2 separate regions of the Homo sapiens genome follow, and region 2 is linked to region 1. Evidence: chromatin loops called from intact Hi-C (ENCODE). Cell type or tissue: PC-3. All regions are shown on one strand. Each heading gives the region's core, and the rest is flanking DNA. Links, peaks and the distances in the headings are about the cores only.

What was found. Peaks named below come from ENCODE experiments on the same cell type or tissue, not always from the same donor. Only the 100,000 strongest peaks of a DNase experiment are listed, where the experiment ranks them.
Region 2: a loop joins it to region 1, with 9 times the contacts of the local background. A loop is called at or near these places in 3 of 110 quality-filtered maps.

Annotation. Positions count from the first base shown.
Region 1 is chr7:29,033,034-29,043,228 of GRCh38, reverse strand. The region is part of intron 11 of CPVL (carboxypeptidase vitellogenic like); the gene reads left to right. Among named protein-coding and RNA genes, the nearest start is that of CPVL-AS1, 42 kb to the left of the region's middle. In PC-3, for the core only: no CTCF peak of the experiment used is centred there; a DNase peak (open chromatin) is centred at 7,708; H3K27ac peaks cover 3,329 bases.
Region 2 is chr7:28,979,204-28,989,398 of GRCh38, reverse strand. It overlaps CPVL-AS2 (CPVL antisense RNA 2), which reads right to left and starts at 9,432. Exons shown (of 5, transcript NR_038965.1): 1 at 9,301-9,432. RefSeq lists an enhancer at 2,689-3,188. In PC-3, for the core only: no CTCF peak of the experiment used is centred there; DNase peaks (open chromatin) are centred at 4,668 and 8,628; H3K27ac peaks cover 378 bases.

The DNA.
Region 1 (10,195 bases), core at 1,062-9,061:
GTAAGCTGTGTAACCAGGCACTTGCCTTCTTTTATGAGGAGATCAACCTGGTTGGAAACCTTCCACTAACTTTGCTATCTACCAGGGAGGGGGTGTGGGGATTGATAACAACAGGTGGGAATTAGACTCCTGGCAGTAGCTTTTCTGGTTCTTTGGATGTGTGCCTACTACTGTCGCTCTCAGTCCTCTTCTCAGAGAAAGGCAAAGTAACCTTTATTCAAACTGGAATTTTCTCAAGCTGGAAGGCAAGTTTGTTATGGGAGGAGAGAATGCCAATGGGTCAGCCAGAATCCAAGGAGGGCTGCACTTTGCGGAATGCTCTGCTCCCTGACCACACTAGGGCCTCCCCGTCCACTGTCCATATCCGTTTTGAGAGCTTCTGAGCATCTCTAGGTTAATGCTTTTTGCAGGCTGTTTAGCATTTCTCCTGTGATGAGGCTGTCCTGCTCTCTGCTGGCATTCGGGACCACTTTAGCTGGGAAGGATCATTTCCTTCCCATTAGTGAAAGGGAGCACAGCTTTCCTGTTTTATTTTTTCCCTTTCTTCATAATCCTTAATGTATTCACTCAATTACTAGTGGTACTATTATTTTTTGTTTTTTCTTTTGTTGTTTTGTTTTGTTTTAGAGACAGGGTCTCACTGTTGCCCAGGCTAGAGTGCAGTGTCATAATCATAGCTCACTGCAACCTCAACCTCCTGGGTTCAAAAGACCCTCTCACCTCAGCCTCCCAAGTAGCTGGGACTACAGGAGCATGCTGCTGTGCTTGGCTGATTTTTTTAACTTTTTTGTAGAGAGAGGATATTGCTGTGTTGCCCAGACTGGTCTCAAACTCCTGGCCTCAAGTGATCCTCCTACCTCAGCTTCCCACAGTGCTAGGATTAAAGGTGTGAGCCATGGCACCTGGCCCATTACTATTATATTTTGAACTTAAGTGACAGTAGTAATGTTGGGGAGCAGAGAGCTGGCAGGGCAAGCCAATAGCAAGCAGGTTTTCCCATAGTTCCTGTCTGCTCCCCTGTAATGATAGCTATTATGGGAGTATCTGCTGCTCCTCCTCCACATGGACATAGTTTCCAATTTCCTTAATCCAGCTTCATGAACCGCAGACCGCTCCTCCGAGAGTGGCTGTCCTTGGAAGTTACTTACTTCTGTTACTTCGCAGCTATTGACAGAGAGGACCAATTTTCTTTCCAGTATATACCAAACCCAAGGTATAGCAGTGCTGTCCAATAGAAATATAATGCAAGGGAGATATGTGCATTTAAATTTTCTAGAAGGCACATGAAAACTATAAAAGAAACAGGTGAAATCAATTTTAACAATATATTGTCCTTAACACTATATATATATAATGTCATCATATTAATTTTAATTGATACTAAGAAATTATTGAAATATTTTACATTCTTTTCTTTGTACTGAGTCTTCAGAATCCTGTGTGTATCTTAGATGCACATAACAATTTTGACTAGCCACATTTTAAGTGCTTATAATACACTTTATTGAAGAATGTAGGTCGATACCATAGATTTAACTGTCTATAAATTAAAGCATTTTTTTCTTTGCTCTTGCAGGGCCGTTTCTTATTGGTTGGGTTGTATGCAAATGTGTGTTTGTTAATTAAATATATTTAATGATGTGGAGAAAGAAAGAAATTGGCTCCTTGACCCACCTCCTAGTAGGGTAATAACTTTGTCAAGCACATTGCAGTCTTTGGAGATGACCCTTAGGTGTGACCTTGAAGCTGACCTTCTGACAGGCAGGGGTACATTCCTCCTCTGGAGAGATTTGTCTGTGGGAGTGGGTGAGCTTGCTCCTGGGACAGTCAGTTTATTAAAATTCAGTTATTGGGCCAGGCGCGGTGGCTCATGCCTGTAATCCCAGCACTTTGGGAGGCCAAGGCGGGTGGATCACTTGAGGTCCGGTGTTCAAGACCAGCCTGGGAAACATGGTGAAACCTTGTCTCTACCAAAAAATACAAAAATTAGCCAGGTGTAAACCCGGGAGGCAGAAGTCGCAGTGAGCCGAGATCGCACCACTGCACTCCAGCCTGGGTGACAGAGCAAGACCCTGTCTCAAAAAAAAAAAAAAAAAAAAAAATCCAGTTATTGATCATGGTCAGAGGAGATTCTTGAGAGGCAAGGGGATCAGAAAGCAGCCATGAGAGCAGACCCTGAAACAAGAAGCAGAGTAAAGGACTGACTAGAAGGGGCCCCAGGACTTTTATATTCAAGCAAGAGGACAAGAATTATTCTGGATCATTCTTAAAAGTCGTTTAAGTGTGCTGTTCTAGGTAGGGAGCTTTTTTCCAAAGATCATTGCATCAGAATGATGGCTTTCTGGATCCTTTTCAAGTTGGCTTTGTTGTTCCCCACTAAAAGCAGCAAAATAATTTAGAGTTAAGGTGCAAGAAAGCAGGAATAATTTTTTTTGGCCAAAAGACATTATTTATATAATCGCTGGACACTGACTCAAACTTGCTGTTCCACTTCCATTCTTCTTTATTCATCTTGACAAAACCAGCTGGTAGGGGGATGGGAGGCACATGGGGCTGTTTATTCTAAGTTCACTTACTCTCTTGTCTTCCCTTTTCCTTAAAACGTGAAAGCAAAATATGTCTCTTTTTAAGAACAACTTGGTTGCAGAAATGACTACTGTTTCATTCAATTTTTCTACCAGTCTTCTTCAAGCAGGCCTTGGGGACTCAGGCCTCCTGAGTATTACATCCCTAAGACTCTGCACAATTACCAGGAAGAAGTATGGCCAACAGTGAGAGTGATGGACAGCTGAGGTCAACGCATTATCCATGGACAGATAACAAGTCTGCCCCCAGTCAGGGACATTTCTTAAATGTTATACTCCTCAGCTGAATTAAAGTTTTCTTCTGCAGCTGAGCTTTTGGGAAACCCATGGGAATTATTGTTTGTTGAGCTGGATAATAGTGAAATTAATTCTTTTCTGCTTAGGGGGAAGGCACTGGTGGGACATGCTAATTGCTTCAGTCCAAAAGAACTCCTGGCCACATTAGAGTTTGTAATAGAAGAATGATAAGTAAAGCAGCCAGAAGAGGAAGTTTGGAGGGCTGATTTGCAGGAGTTTCATTGATTTAGCATCTGTAGGGAAAATTCCCTTAAAAAAGAATTTTTTTTTTGGATTAGTGAACAGGAGAACATTCAAAACTAAGACAGATAGAGGCCAACTGGGAATGCTGTGCAGCCTGGAATAGCTTAGGCTGCTGTTCAATCATTTCCCCAAACAGGAAACCACAGAATGTTAGAGATTAAGGTCACTAGATCATTGGGAAAAAAGCATAACTTTGTCTGCAAAGTATTATGATATATTGTAAATGGACCAGAATATAAGCATAAATCTTTCGTCTAAAAATGCAACAACAAAAATCCATCCTTCTCACAAAAGCACAATTTGCTTTCCTGTTGTGCTGAGATACCAAAGCCTCCTTCTCTGGTATTTCTGTAATTTTCCTAATAAGTAAGAGCTGTAAGCAGGGAATAAAGAGAAAAGTTTTGTGTTCTCTGTCAGTAACATGTGTGCTTTTTTTTTTTAACCACAACAAAAAATGGTTAAAGTTTAGAACAGTAAGTGGACCTCACATGATTTATTTTCAGTCTTAGCCTTTCATGCTAGCAACAATGAAAATAAACTAAAATGCACACTTATATACATTTCTGTCTCTAATCTCTCAGGCTGTATTAAAAGCACAGAGTTCTTTTTTCACCTCTGATTATCATCATGGCACTGCCTGACTTAAATTTTAAGTGAAAATCTGTGCTTATAGAGTGTGGAATCTTTCTAGGTGTCTGTAAACGTACTCTTCTGCAGGTATCTTTGGCTAAAATGGTTGCTTTATATCTGCCTTAAATTATTTACCCCTCAGAGGCATACTCTATTTAAAATAAGGGTTAATTCTCATCTGATTCTGTTCATTAGGTCTTTACTAGGAGAAGGTTTTCTTGCTGAGATAGTTAAACTCATGAATAAACTGCTGATTTATGTGCATCTAGAACCTGAAATTCAATTTATGATTTGAATTGTTAAAAGGACTAGCATTTTAGAAAGGTTTAAGTGAAACTGACTTTTCTTGGCCCCTCTTCTAAGGAAAACTTAAAGAATGAAAGCATAAATTTCCCTTTCCTTTTCTGAGTATTCACTGCTTTGAAAAGTTAAAAAAAAATCTGAAGCATTTGAAAGACAGGGGTCACAGCTTTCCATACCTGTTCCCATGGTACTTAGTCCTTAGTCTCTCCATAAACGTGTCTGTTGAATAGGCAGAGATCTCATATGAGTAAACTAAAAAACAAACAAAACACACTACATACACAAGTGAGCATGCCCTCTTCTCCAACTCAGACAAAAGGCCACTTCCCTTCCATTTCAGATGGAGGGAACACTTAACCACCTGCAAATCCAGGAAGGAAGTGAAATAAATGGATAGTGTTGGATTGAGACCTACTGATCTTTTTTACCCATGACAGAGGTATGGATACAGAGAATATTTTTCTCTTCTAAGAAAAACAGTAGCATAAGCATTGAATAAATGACAACCACCCTGTGCCTGTGTGTGTGAGGATACCAGGGCAGGGGTGGGGGTGTGCCTCAGGGTTACAGCTCCGCAAAGTGTTAGCTCATTGTGGCTGAGAGGAAATACAGGCCCAGCCTGGTCAGATCTCCGAATATTTAAATGCTGACTGTCTTAGTTCAGGCTGCTGTAACATAGTAACATAGACTAAGGGCTTAAAAACAAGAAAAAATTGTTTCTTACAGTTCTGGAAGCTGGAAATCTGAGATGAGATTACCAGCATGATCAGTTCTGGTGAGGATCTCCTGGGTTGCAGACTACTGACCTCTTTTTGTATCCTCACATGGTGGAAAGAGTAATAGAGAGCTCTCTGAGGTCTCTTTTGTAGGGGCACTAATTCCATTCATGAGGGCTCTGCTCTTATCCCCTAATCACCCTCCAAAGGCCCCATCTCCTAACACCATCACTTTGGCTGTTAGGTTTTCCACATTTGAGTTTTGGGAGGATACAAACATTTGGTCCATAACACTGGCATCTAAATGGAAAAACAGTTACAACAACACCATTTGGACTAACCAAATACATCTGCATGCTGAATGCAAGCCTCACACAGCCAACTTAAGACCTCTGCACTCCAGTATAGGAATTTATTTTTTAGTTTATCTTTGATAAAGAGCAATAAAAACATTGGTAAAACCTGCTCTTCAAGTTATAGGAAATCTTTAGGTTTGGTATCCTATTTGCCCTCCTGACAGCTGTGGGATGTAGCTATTTCCACTATTTAGAGGAGAAAATTAAAGCTCAGAGTGAGTAGATGACATATCCAAGATCACTCAGTGAGCACAGGTCTTGCGGGGCTGAGGCAGGGCCAGAGGTCAAGACTTCTGTCTGAAAGTGTCGGCTACTTTTATAAGCTTCTGCTGTTAGTTCTGTCCAGTCAGTGGCGTGCCTGGTGCAGTTATTTATGGAGTTCTAACTCCTCCATCCTAAGTCACAATTCTAATCCATAGGTAACATTTCATTTGGAAATTGTTGTACCGTTGTGTACTTTATCATGCTTCACATGCATCATGTTTCATAAATACTCCCGATTCATATGTGCTTTTCTTTTCTTTTCTTTTTTTTTTTTTTTTTTTTGAGATGGAGTCTCACTCTGTCACCCAGGCTGGAGTGCAGTGGTGCGATCGCAGCTCACTGCAAGCTCCGCCTCCCAGGTTCACTCCATTCTCCTGCCTCAGCCTCCCAAGTAGCTGGGACTACAGGCGCCCACCACCATGCCCGGCTAATTTTTTTTTTTTGTATTTATTTTAGTAGAGACGGGGTTTCACCGTGTTAGCCAGGATGGTCTCCATCTCCTGACCTTGTGATCCGCCCACCTCGGCCTCCCAAAGTGCTGGGATTATAGGTGTGAGCCACCACGCCTGGCCACTTTTCTTATACCCATTGTGCAGATGAAGAAACTGAGCTCTAGATGGGCTAACTCAATTAAGATAATACTGCCAGTTAGTGGCAGGGGTCAGATTCAAACCCAGCCATAGAGTTTATGCACATAACTATAAACATATATCCTTAATGTCAAAGAGTCACACTTTAGGTTTGCCACTTGCTTGTGGAATTACAAATATAGAATAAAGCACCTGTTCAATGTGTTCTTATGGAGGTTAGTGACCTTAGACAGTAGTGAGGCAATGTGGAAGAGCACTTAGAAGCACACAGTTTGGGCTCAGGTCGATCTGAACTTGAATTTCAGTCACCTGTTGGGGGATCATGGTACACTGACTTACCTCCTTACACCTCTGCCTCCTTGTGCCTAAAATGGGATAAATAACACCTGCCTTCTGAGAATGCTGTAAAATGCTTAGCACAGTTCCTGGAACATAATAAGAAAAACAACAAGAGAGTCTTATTATTACTCAAAAACTTCCTTTTAAAAGCCATAGTCTTTACCACACTTTTCTAGCATTTAAGTGTGGGGGAATTCCATGTGATTTTGAATTCCAGGCTTCAGAATTAGAAGTTCCTTTAAAAGAGTAATACATGAATTTATGGCTCTAACTTTCAAGAAAAGACTGAGATGCAGTGGCCAATGCATGCAAAATTAGTAGTCAAGGGTGTGTTATTATTTCGAGAGCTTGAATATATATAGAGTTCAGGTTTATCCTGGCTGGATTTCTTCCTACAGTCGGCCTTTTTCTGAAAGAGTGAGATTGACAACCAAGTATTTGACACAGAAAGACCATCCCTATATTCTGAAGGTTTATTTAGAAGAAGTGCTGTGTCGAGTCTCTCCAATCATTATCAGATGATCAACTTGCTTGAGAAGGAGGAGGACCTAATACTCACTGACCTCTTATTCTGTGTCAGGCACTGTGCTGGGAACTTTGTGTACATGGTCTCATTAGTTCTCGTTACAATTCTGTATAGTTCGTCGCATCCTCATGTCCAGAAAAGGGGCTGAAGCTCTTGGAAGTTCACCCACATGTCTACGAGTTCCAGTTATGGTGTGTTGGCATGCACTGCACTGGTCCGAAGGTGTATGAGTTTGGATTTCATGGTTTCAGTGACAGAAATAACTCTGCTTACTTGAAGCATGAATGGAATTGATTGGAAGACAGGATAGGTCTTAGAATTCATGGAAAAACTGAAGAAGTGGGGTGAAGAAAGAACAGCAGATTGGGGAAAATTCTAGGGATCTAGGAAGCAAAACTAATGAGTAGACTTATCAATGAACTCTGTGTCCTCTGCCCATGATTCCAATTCCAGGGAAAGAGCATTTGAGTGCCTTTACTTAGGTAATGTGCTTATCCTTTGCCAGAGGAGGCAGGACACTGTGATTGACAACTCCCACCAGGGCTGTATCCACTGAAGGTGTGGGTGACCCACAAAGTACAGTTTCCAGGAGAAGGGAGAGTGGACCTGGGCATGCAAAAGCAGCAGATGGTCACTATACAGCACCACATGAAACCATTAAAGAGCAGAATCCATACCCTGTAATTGTCCATCGGTTTTATGGGGTACCAGGCACTGTGCAAGGCCTGGGGATGTAGCACGCACTCGGGAGCTCCTGTTTTTAAGGCACTGCTGGTATTTCACAGCGGTTTAGCAAGGCCACTCCCCACCAACTGTGAGTAATGCCCTCACACACATCCTGTCCATAGAGCCAAAGTGAGAGGTGACTAAGAGATGTCACCAGGGCCAGACAAACAGAGCAAGATTGTTTCTGAACCGGAGATGTGAACTGTGTCTCATATGCAACTAACTCTCAGTTTCCAGCAGCTTTTGGTAGCACTAAATGGTTAGCTGCAGGGAGTCAATAAATGCTTGTTGGTTTGAAGGAACTTTAGCTCTTTTCTTAAGGAAAAATTTTAGGTAGAAGGGTGGAAGTCGGGATCTAGGACTCATTCTGTTGCCTCACAGTATCACAGTTTCCATAACAGTAAAGTGGAGGCGGACAGTGGAACACTTCTGTTCCTGACCTTGTGAAGCAGTACAAGAATAAAGCTCTATGCACATGAAAGCAGGTTGAAAAGCAAGAAAGAATTAATAATAATAAAGATGCTTTTCTCATCTCTGCCTTTTGACAAAGAGGAAGAAAAAGATGCTTGTGGTCCAAGTCACCAAATGCCGTCTCTTGGAAAGGCTTGAATTCTGGAATGAGTTTTTAAAGACTGTCTATGAATTAAAATTAAGCTTTTTACCTAGTTGTCATGAAAAAAAAAATGAGAGCTGGTATGGTAGTATTTGAATTCTTACAAATTATTTCTCCAAAAGACTCATCTTTTGCCAAACTGAGGTATCCAACCTCATAGCATTATTGTTCTTTTTTTTTTTTTTTTCCATTATAAAAGCATTCTAGGCTGGGTGCAGTGGCTCATGCCTGTAATCCCAGCACTTTAAGGAGGCAGGTAGATCACTTGAGCCCAGAAGTTTGAGAGCAGCCTTGGCAACATGGTGATACCCTGTCTCTACCAAAAATACGAAAAATAGCCAGTCTCATAACCTGGTCTCTAAATTAATTAATTAATTAAACTTTTTAAAGAATTATTTTGTAAAAAACGATGAGAACACATGGACACATGGGGGGAACAACACATACTGGGGCCTGTCAGGAGGGTGCAGGGGGAGGGAGGTAATGGATGCTGGGCTTAATACCTAGGTGATGAGATGATCTGTACAGCAAACCACCATGGCACACATTGACCTATGTAACAAACCTGCACATATACCCCTGAACTTAAAAGTTGAAGAAAAATAAATCAATAAATAAAAAGCATTCTATGGCCAGGTGCGGTGGATCATACCTGTAATCCCAGCATTTTGGGAAGGAAGCTGAGGTGGGCAGATTGCTTGAGCCCAGGAGTTCAAGACCAGCCTGGGCAACATGGCGAAACCCCGTCTCTACAAAATATACAAAAAAATTAGCTGGGTGTAGTGGCATGCACCTGTAGTCCCAGCTACTCGGGAGGCTGAGATGGGAGGATGGCTTGAGTCCAGCAGTTGGAGGTTGCAGTGAGCCAAGATTGTGCCATTGCACTCCAGCTTAGGGGAACATAGTGAGACTGTCTCTTAAAAAAAATTTAAAAAAAGGATTGTAACCACATTTGCCAAAAACAAAACAAAACAGAAACCTAGAAGATAGCCAATCTAAAATAAATCAACCATAGCTCAAATAACTGTATTTTGATTTGTTCTTTCCCCAGGTTTGAAGCATTTTTAAATATGTGATAATTAGAGTACAAACAAGTGAAGTCTCAGTTTTTCATTGATTTTTTTCATAAGATAAGCATTTTTCTGTGACATTGCATAACCATCAGTTTCACTAAGCTAAGCAGCCAGCCCTCTAAGGAGTAAAAGAAGTCTCTAAAAGCAGTGGCTTTGCTCCCTTACCAGAGGCCTACAGCTGACCAGAAAGGAAAGTGAGGAAATGCATGTTCAGGGCACTGCCTAGTACGTCGCTGGAGACCAACTCCAACCAGCTCTTTCCTTGTTCCTTGTTTTGTTCCAATCACTATTGACAAGGGAAGTGTAGCTAAAAGCTGCATTCATCTCTGTCTCCTCCCTTCTGTCTTTAGACCTTGTTGCTTAAAATACCAGCAAGCCTTAGGGGTAAGTTTGCTCCAGAGTGTCCCAGTTTTAGCACTGCATGTCTTGCTGGGCAACTCCTGTCCAGGGCAAACTGGGACAGTTGGTCACCCTACCGGGGGAGAAGTGGGATGAGTGTGTAGACATATTTGGCCAACCTGTCCTTGTCAGAGCTAAGTTCCTCCCTGGAACTTTTCTATCAGGATGTGGGTAGCCAGCGTGTGCCCTTGGGCTTCAGGACCACCCCTATGCCGTGCCCACCTGCTTCTCATGCTCAGCCACTGGGTCCTAGGCTATCTCATCCACTCACCCAGCCTAGAGGCACCTAACTGGGATATTCCTATAGGGGCTCATGAGAGTAAATGTGACATTTAGGTGCAAATAAGAGCTCTGGAATTCTTATATTTAATGCTGGCCTGCCTTTGAAATCACTTCTCATGATCGTTATTCTGATTTCTTTTTTGTTGCATTTGACTTATGTGCCCTTCAGAAATACAAAATGGTTTCCTTGCTTTGCAAAGGAAGGATTTCCATTTGTACCCAAAAGTAGACCTTCTACACATTGCCTGTGCGA
Region 2 (10,195 bases), core at 764-8,763, 54 kb after region 1:
TGGTACAGGCCTGGGCATCAGCATTACTGTGCTGGAGCCTGCTAAGCCTCCAAACACGCCAGTATCTGCCTTCTCTCCTCTTATTTTTGTCTTCCATCCCATGATGATTTAATTATTTTGTTGCAAAATCTGAATTTGCAAATGACTGCCCTAAACTTCTGTCATGGGAGAGTAGAAGGACTGATTCCCTTATTACACTGATTGGAAGAAACCCCTAATGGCCATGCTTTAGTTTTTCCATCTTGTCTCTGTAGAGCCAGGAAAGATCTAGAAGGCTGTTTCCCTGCAAGCCCATCCATCAAGTGGCCTTGGCGGCGTGTGAAATGGCATCTCCTTACTAAAATCCTCACACGTTGCACCGTAACATGCCAGAACATGCTGTCATTGACCAATTTCCCATCTCCCCTGGGAAGAGAAACATTCTTTAAGGAGGACATTTTGAAATGGCTCCATAGTGTGACTCACTGGAGGACAATGCCAAAGGCTTTGGGGCAAAAATAAACAAAAGTTAAAAAAAAAAAAAAAAAGTAGATTCTATCAAAAAAGGTTTGGAGTGATGTTGCCCTGGAAAATGGAAGCTGATCTTGGACTGGATGAAGGGTGGATTTTGTTTGCTCCAATGAGGTAGTTTCTTCAGGGTAAAATTCCACTAGAATGTGTCTTCCTTGTTAGGGCAGAGGAAAAGGAATCTCTAATCAGTCACGGTTCCCTTAAATTAGCTCCTCTGTCCCCGAAAAATGTTAATATTTGTTAGGCTAGAGCCTCAGAACAATTCCTTAAGAGTTCTAGTTTCTTAAGGAATGAGAAATGCAATTCTGTTTTGGCCTCATAAGTAAACCAAGGTCCATGTGGATTTGCTTCTAGATCACATTCTTCCCTCACTGGACAGTCAGAAGAGAAAGGTGCACCATCCCGGGAAGCATGCGATTCTGAGCCCCGGTTCCAAATTTTCTGCCATTTCCTACCCTTCAGTGGAACGTTTTTCTCTTCTTGGGCTGGATTAGAGTAAAAAAAAAGAGTTGATAGTCACATATTCAATGTAGAAGCATTAAAGGAAGAGAAAAACAATTCAGTAATCCTGTGTGATTAGGACATACTCAGTTACGTAAACTGAAACCAGGTGGCTTAAAACTACCAGTGCCAACAACTCCAATGGAGTTGTCTTTTAGTAAAGAAAATGCTAGTAAGGCTAAGAATGCAGAGAGGTTTGTGTTATTCTCCCCTACTTCTCACTCCAAACAAATCCTTAGATCCCCAACAGCAGGTACCATAAAATGAAAACAGAGATGAGAATATAGAGAGACAAGGAAGGTGTGGGAAGCCTTGGAAAAGACCAAAAGGAGGTGAAATGGGATGAGTTCTTGAACCACCAGCAGCAACGTTTGGTACCACCCCAGAAAGTGAGATGAATGTTAAGCTTGCCCCTTTCTCCCTAGCCCCAGGTGCAGGTGTAACCCCCACCTTTGAAGCCCAAGGTGCTGCTGGTCTTTGTGATGAGCCATTTCTCCCCCTCTGCCCAAAGCCACCAAGTGAAGAAAACAACTTGGCATTTGGAGTAGACAGCAGGTGATGACAAGCGTCTCTGGGGACAGAAGTTCGACAGCGGGAAACATACCATGAGAGCTGGCAATGACTGGTTGCTACGTTTTCATGTGTACCATGCTGAGGGATTCTAGCATCTTGATAAATTTACAAAACAGATAAATTGCTAATAAATGGCATAGCAATAAGAAAGAGAGAACTATCTACCAGAAATCAGAGAGTATAAAACATAATACATGCCTCAAACTAGATATGCGATTTAAAGGCTATTTCTTCTCACATCTGCCTGGACAGATTTTATTAAATCACCATAAAAGGATTCTGTATTTATGGGAGAGAACACTTGAGGTTGTACAGGTCTACACATTTGCTCCTCAGTAATTGACACCTTTTTTGTTCACTGGTGCAGCTGTTTCAAACCATGTCCACTCTCAAACTCCAAGATGACACAGTGTGGCTTCCCTTATCTCAGCGAATGGCCTTGTCTCCTACCTTACTGAGAAGATCAAAGCAACCAACACCATATCCCTCAATTTTCCTCTTTTACCACCACATACTCCCACAGCATCATGACCCTGTTCTCTTCCTATCACAGGGAAAGTCCTGCCTTCTCTTCTGAGCTCCCTGCCCATAGCTCCAGCTGTCCTGATGGAAACTCAGATTCAACATGACCAGCCTGTTCATCCTCCCGCAAACCAGCAGCTTCCCTTCGTTTTCCCTGGTCTGTGAGAACATCCACATTCTTACCATCAACAGCTTTCTCTTGTCCTTCTTTTATATTCACCCAGTGGCCAAAGTCTGTTTACTCTTCTTCAGCAGTATCTTTTGCAGCTCGTTCCTCCTTTTCCTTCCAGTTTCTAGATGATTGCACAACCTACTGAAAGGTCTCCCTGCTCTAGTCTTTCAACAGTCCCAGCCATTAATCCATCCTAGACAGCGTTGCTATTTCATTTTCTAACACAGCAGTCTAATCAACTCACTCTCTGACTCAATGGCTGCCAACTACTTAAGTTGATGTCAAAACACCCTGGGCTCTGAAGGCCTGCCACAAACTGACTCCAGCCTACTTTTTTTGGTTTATTTTCTCACTGCTCAAATGTGTCTAGTCAGATGAGATGATTTACCTTCATGCAAACACCACTTCTATTTTCTTTCTGCTCCTGCCTTTCTGTTCGGTGTGCTCTGTCAAATGAAATCCCGCCCAGCCTTTGAGACCCAGCTCAAAAGCATAAGAGGGCCAGTAAGCCTCCCTCCTTCCCTGTTCTCTTTACCCACTCCCTGCTTATAATCATGTTCTTCTGTGCATTCTCTGTCTCACTCCAAGAAAGCACGTTTCTGCCTTTAGTCAGAGTTACTGACGTTTTCCTTCTTCATTGCCCTTTTGAGCAGGTATAGCTGACCCGTGTACTTGCTTTAGGGAGGTGAGCGGCAGGATGAGATGCAGAAGGACCCTGGGAGCATTTCTGGCTTTTGTCTTCTAAAAAGCCAGAGTCCAAGGGGAGGATTGGGTTTGAGGAAACAGAATGGCTTGGAAAAACAGGCAAGAATTGTCAGACTAAAAGGTAATTCCCCTAGCTGAGGCAAGGAGCAAGTTCGGCAGGTTCTTCCTGGCAGGGGCCAGGTCTGGGCCAGAGCCGGGAGAGGAAGAGCTTCCAGCTGGAGGAGCTGGGGAGCGGGGGCCACAGGTACTGAGGTTTTCAGCCTTGCCCAGAAGCAGCAGAAGGCCGCCAGGCACGAAGGGACTTTGGGGACAGGCACAATGTGATGGCCTGATTGGCAGAGGACCCTCTGAAATTTTCCACTCTGCCAGCAGAGTGGGAATTCATAATTTTAAAAATATCATTGTAGAAAATAGAAGCCACATTTCTTATCACCTGCATTTGTGGATCGGGATTCATTCTCTATATATTCAAGTACACCTAATACAACTTTTCCCCTTGAGGAAGAGCACCTGACTTCAAGTCAACAAGACTTAGCATGCCACTGTTCTGCGTCGTGGAGATACAGCAATGAGCAGGATTAAAGACCCTTCCTCAAAGACAGTGCATTCCCGTGAGAGGTCAGTGTTCAACATGCATACATATCTACATGCATACAGAAAGACATATTGCTAAGTGCTATAATGAAAATCTCAGCAGGGTAAGGAGAGTAAAGCCTGATGGGAGGTGAGAGTGTGATCCACGGAGGGGCCAGGAAAGTCCTTCCTGACAGCTGATGTCTGAGCAGGGCTGGAGTGAAGGGCAGCCATGAATCTCACTTGTATTGGGCAGAGTCCATGACCGGCACTGAGGACCAGCAAGGGGCCCAGGCCCTGAGAAGAGAAGCTCAGCTACCCCAGGGAGAGCTTGGTGATTTCAGTGCCATAGAAGGTGGCAGCTCAAGGTAAAGCCTTGGGACTTGCTTCCTTTGCTTCCCCAGCAGAGTGCCAGGCACACAGAATGTGCTTAGAAAATACTGACTGAAAAAGGGAGGGACCAAATGTGGATATTTATTCCACACTGAGAAGTAAGACATAACACATAAAAATATAAATAAATACACAGAACATAAAAATGGCCAAAATGCCCATAGCCCAGATATAACCACAGTATTATTATTCCTCTAGTCTTTTATTGTTTGCAGATTCTATTTTTTCCACACCGGAGACAATACCATGTCCTGTTGTCTTCATTTAATCATACTGCAACTTTTAATGTCATCCTTTAACTCACTGAAATTCAGTTTCTCTCTAACTGGCTCCAACAACTGGGGCAAAGAGGTCATGAGGCAATTGACCCTTTCAAGGGTCACAGAGGGTGCTCAGTAGCCCTGAATTTTATAGAAAGGGAGACCCGTGGGCCACCAAACCCTTTGAAGACCAATATCCTGTGGCGGTGTGCTGGCCCACACGACCCCTCCTGGCCCCTGGCTGCAGGTGCCAGAGTCTGGTCTCTGGCCCAGGAACATCCTTGCTTCACAATTCTCAGGGATTTGCCATCATTAGCAAGATGGTGCCTGTGAGATTTTCCTCTCTCTGTTTGGGGTTGAAGTATTGGAACATTTCCTAGAGAGGCATTTTGTTCCTCTCAGGCCTCTGCTTTTACTGCTAGTGGCCGCCCCCAGCTGTTCCTAATTCTCTCTCTGGATGAATGACTCAGCTTGATTCAATGTCTACAACTTGTGGCTTCTTAAAGGAGCCAGACCACTTTGTAAAACAATGAAACAGAGCTCAAACCAAGTAAAATTACCTAAGAGTACAGCCATAAATTAAAATACATAAAATGTATTTATTTTCAATGTCCAAGATTACAACTCTTTGACTATGAAAATAAACATGTGCCTGGCTTTTAAAAAAAAAATCAGAAAGAACTTAATAGAAATCAGACAGCAAGTCTACACTCTTCTCTGATGCAGCCTCCTATTGTTCCATCTGCTTTGGGCATAGCTCTTTCTGGAGAAGCTGTGGGACCTGTTCTGAGGTGGCCTCTTAGCCCCAGGAGAAGTGGAAGGGGCATGTTGACAGCCAAAAGGGAGGGCTCTGTTAAGTGTTCTTGGAGTAGATGCAAATTTTACAGGTGAACCAACATTCTTAAGGTCTGAAGATGTCTTTGGCTGTGTTAGATTTGCTTTTGCCCATAAGCAACAAATGAATTTATTCAAGACTTGTATTACCAGAAGGAAAACAAACCTAAGCCAGGACAAAATTAATGGGAAATATAAGGGTAAAAAACAAACTCCATAATCACCACCAACAAACAACCCACAGTTTGGTGGAGATGATTAGCATCAGATGGAGAATGGCGCCCAGGTGCCCAGGTGCCCAGGTGGGAGGATGTCCAAAGACAAAAGCAGCTGCATCTCAGCTGGCACCACCCAGAACACCTAAACCACTTGCAAAGACAGAAGTACTTCCTTCCACCCTCCCTCTCTCTCCTCCTCCTGCTGCTTCTGTTCTTCTTTCCTCTTTCCCTGGAGCAATGGGGATGTTCTAGGTTGGAACTTTCCCGAATGAGCGGGTCCTGTGTGATGGGGCTGAAGATAGAAACTGAGGGATGGGTGGGTGGGATTGTAGGATGGTAGTCATCTAGGAATATAGGCATGATTTCTTATCACTCTCCCCACACACTGGATTTCAAATGAAGACTTCCCTGACTGAGATAATAAAAGGTGCATTCAGCTGCCTCTATGGCTGTCTTATAATCAGTTCATAAGGAGTTGATGGGTGCTTTGAGCTTAACCAGACCTGCATATAACCTCAAGTCTAATTCTATCATGTGGCTTCTAATGCCATCATATGGAGCCTCTGGCAACAAGGCCATTTTCCAGTTGTTAATATCTTCTCCCTTCCATGCTCATCCTGCCAGAATCATTTACAGCTCTGTTTCTGAATCTACCCAGAAACGATATATTTTTTTCTTTGGCAACATGGTATCCAGAGAACAACACTTTCCTAGAACAAATGGATATAAAAGTTCTGTTCATTGCAATCAGCACAGTAGCAAAGACCTTCAGAGGTCTTGGTGTCACAGAAATTCTTGGATAGTATTTTTAACTTATAATTTTTATTACATTGGCAACTACACCCATTTAATGAAGAAAACTAGTTTGTTTTTCATATTAACAATTCATTAATGTTTTAGTTCATTCCAGAAAGCCTTAAGAAAAGCTACGAGGACAGGTACTTTTGTCTGTTTTATTCTGTCCTGTGTTCACAGCTCCTAGTGGAGCACCTGACACTTCGTAAATGTTCATTCATATTTATTGTTGAATGAACTGAGGTATTTTCTAATGGGAAATTGTGAGTTTGGTCATCTTTTCAATTTCATGGTATTTTATGTGAAATAGAATTGTTTATCCACCTTTAAGTTAAGGGAAGTTTTGACCTAGTTTTGCTCTTTAGAGGCAATGAGACCCTTACAAATAGATTTTTTAAAAAATCTAGCTTAATTTAAACTCATAAACTACAATAAGGTATTTAGAAAGTCAACCCTTTCTTCCAGTACGAATACAAATTCTATTTTGTGTCATGGCAGGACTGGAATATTCCTCTGTTGGTTACAAGCTGAGACCTGCCAGCAATAACAAACTGATGGTTCCCGCTACATTATGCCCGAGAAAAGGATTCTGGTAGAAGAGATGTAATTCAAATTAGATATGCTAAGATGAAATCTTCTCAACTCTTTTCATCTGTGGATAAACAAACCAAAAGCGAATGTCTAATTCTGAAAAATACTCCATATTGTTTTCTTCTTAATAACTCAACTACTTAAGCCACTGGTTGAGGAGTTGAAAAAATATAAAATTTCAACCTCTGCTTTTCGCAGTTAGAAAAAAGCTGATTTAATAGCTTAGAACCCCAACAACCGTTGGCCAAATCCCACATGAAGCTGTGCAGTGATTCTTAAGTGGCTTTTTAAAAGACTCTCTCATTTATAATGAAAATATAAACTAAAATCCAGACTGCCATATGTAATCTTTTCCCAGAGAGAAAAGCTTGCTCCAAATTTGTTGACGGCTAAAGAGAAAGCCAGTGAGACTCCCAGCAGTAAAACTGGGCCAGGATGAAAGAGGTAGAACTGAATCCTTTGACCAAAATTCAGATGGAGACCTATGTGTTTTCTGGGATTTCTATGAACCTGAACATAGGGAATATGTACCAGCAAGAGGTAAAACTAATTTGCGATCATGTCAAATCTGGAGCTTCTAATAGTTCAGTCTTGCACTTCACAACTTGCATGTGGAATTCCAGTGAAAAGAAAAGCAATACGCGTTAAGAAATCTCCAATGTGCCATTGAGGATTTAGGGATGAAGTTTCCATGTTCTTCCTGTTTTGATAGTTTTAAAAACCAGTTTTTGTTAACGGTGTATCTGATCCAGCTGTGAACTTATCTGTGAATGTGACTATCTAGAAAATTAGCAAATCAGTTACCATTTATCTTAGGTAATGCTGTTTCGTGTAGTAAATGATCAGTATAAACTATTTTTGTTCAATATTACAGTGAATATAAATGTTATATATAATCAATATAACATATAAGTACTAAAACCTTTTCCTTTACATGCCTTCTTTCTTTTTTCCACTGAGTACTTGAAAAAACAACTCTTGCACATCTTCTAGGATTCAGCCCCATGAACAGGAAATGTGATTTAACAGCACTTAAGCTTCTGAGAGTTAAATGAATCTGGCTATTGATTGCTTACCAGCATTAGGTGGGTTATCAGAAATGTATGCTGTTAATTTGGCTGGCAATGGGATTGACAGTATAACAGCACTACCACCGAAAGCAGCTTTGGTTTTAATCTCTAGAACTTTTGTACCAAAGCAGCTTGGATCTGCCAGGGATTTGTGTTTTAAAGGGATTATGTTAAAGATTATTAAAGTTGAACCCTCAAGGGACAAGGCTGGATATTCATGCTAGAAATGCAACTCCGGATCTCTACCGGCCAAGTCACTTCTGAATGTTTGAGGATTCCTGTCACACTCTAAGTTGCTATGAAAGTGTAGACTGGCTAAAGAAAAATCTTCCTTAGGAAAAGGCTGATTGGGAGTTGGCAAGGCAACTATAAACAGGACCCAGCCTTTCCCATTTTAGAACATTCAACGAGTCTAAGAGCTGGAAATGGAACGGCAGAATCATCTGAATACCTAAAAGTTAAGAAGATAGCAAAAGTGCACTTCATTAATTAAAGAAGATAAAATCAAGAAACAGAGTTGGGGGATGGAGCTAGCAAAGAGCTAAAGAGGCCTTCATTCTGTGGTCAGTGGAAGCAGTGTCAGATGGGTGAGATGGCCTGAGGCGGCCTCACGGGGCTGAGGGCGTTGAACAGGTCCAGGCAGTCCTCCAACCCTGAGCTGGACCAAAGGGACTGGCTGCACAGGCTGAATAAGAGGCACTGCCCACAAATCAATTAAAATATTTCATAATTAAGAAAAAAGCATTTCTAAAGCACAGTGCCCCAGGAAAGGAATTTGGAATAAGCCCAATAATAAAACAAACTGGACCTCTATTTGAGCTACTATCCTATGTGGAAGTGCTGGCTGTGTCATGAGCTCCTTCCTCAAGAGAAAACCTAAGACCTATGCAGGGCTCTTCCTAGACTGCCAGTAGGATGACACATTCAGGTGACATGAATCACAGAGGAGGGAGGTACTACCAACCCCCCTCCCAACATGACACATTTACATATTCAAAAGATGACAAAAAATCAAGCTCCGAGTGCTTGCAATTCATTTGGAAGAGATAAGGCTAGGACATAGCCGAACAATACTTCAAAATACTTATTAAGCAATAAATAACCAGCTGCAGTTGAACGCTCTCTAGATTCCACAGTCTAGTTTAATCCTATTTCAGCCATTTAGATTCCTGCATAAGAGCTCTGGCGCGTAAAATTCCAAGTGGGGTAAGACACAAAAATTTCCAAATATATGCCTTGATAATACTTTCCTGAAATGGAAATGTACTTACTACTCTTATTGATTAAAAGAGCAGATTGAGAGCAGTCTAAATATCCATTATTGGGTCTTCTCATATAAATATGATGTATTCCTGTTTTGTTTGTTTGTTTGTTTGGGTTTTTTTTTTTTTTTTTTTTTTTTTTTTGACTAGAGAATGAGGAAGCTCACTATGGACTGATATGGAAGGAACTATGTATCATTCAGTGCTCAAACACAAAAGTAGAAACCTCTCTATATATCTCAAGCAGAGTAGGATGGAACACAGGAAATTGGTTAAAAACTACTGGAAGGACTGAGGAGCAAAAAAAGAAGGGGCTCTTACCCAAAGAGGCTGGGAAGCTGCCACTGGCCCTTGGCTGAATCCTGTCAGGGATACTCAGTGTTGATCTTGCTGAAACTATCCCCGGATTGCTGGAGCCCAGAGCACAGGCAGTCCAGGCCAGCTGGGGAAAATGGCTAATCTCCTCCTCCCACACTGGAACCTAGCACCAGCGCCTCCCATGAAACCAGCTGGATGAGTGAGTCTGGGAAAGAGGATGGAGGATTATCCAGAAGGGTGGACTTGGACTTAAGAGTCAAGAGACACAATCCAGCACATCCACCCTTTTGCTACTCAGCATCCACACATTCCATTGTACGCACCCTACAGCAACATCACACTTCTTCCTCACAGAATGCAATTTTATTCCTCACACAGATGAACACAAGTTCACTCTCTCCCTAAAACAGATAATTCAGAGTAAAACCCTGTAAGATAGTGGCCTCAGCCACTGTATTCATCCCAGGGTGATGTTAAATTTTTTCCTTTCAGACACCATTGCACCTTTTATAATGGATGTTCTACAACCTAAAGGCTAAGTTGTAAAATTAACCACCAACACTCAGTGTTATGCAGAGTAAACAAAGAAGAAAATGTGCATAGCTGCTACGGGTTTTGTTTTGGTGACTGGTAACAAAACTAGTTGACTGATGATGATAATAGTTAAATAATAATTGAGAATGAACTTCTTCCAACGTCCATTCCATCTTCCTTTTACCTTCAGCCAGCAACTGAAGTTAGTTGTCTGGGGTTCTTTTCTTGGCAAGATTATTGAAACCTTCATTTTTGAAGGGTCTAAGTCTTTAGCTGTCCTGCAGGTTGCAATATTATTCCAGAAACTTTTACTCTTGGACATGGAAGTGCTAAGAGGCACCCAGGAGAATTTCCAGGGCTTCAG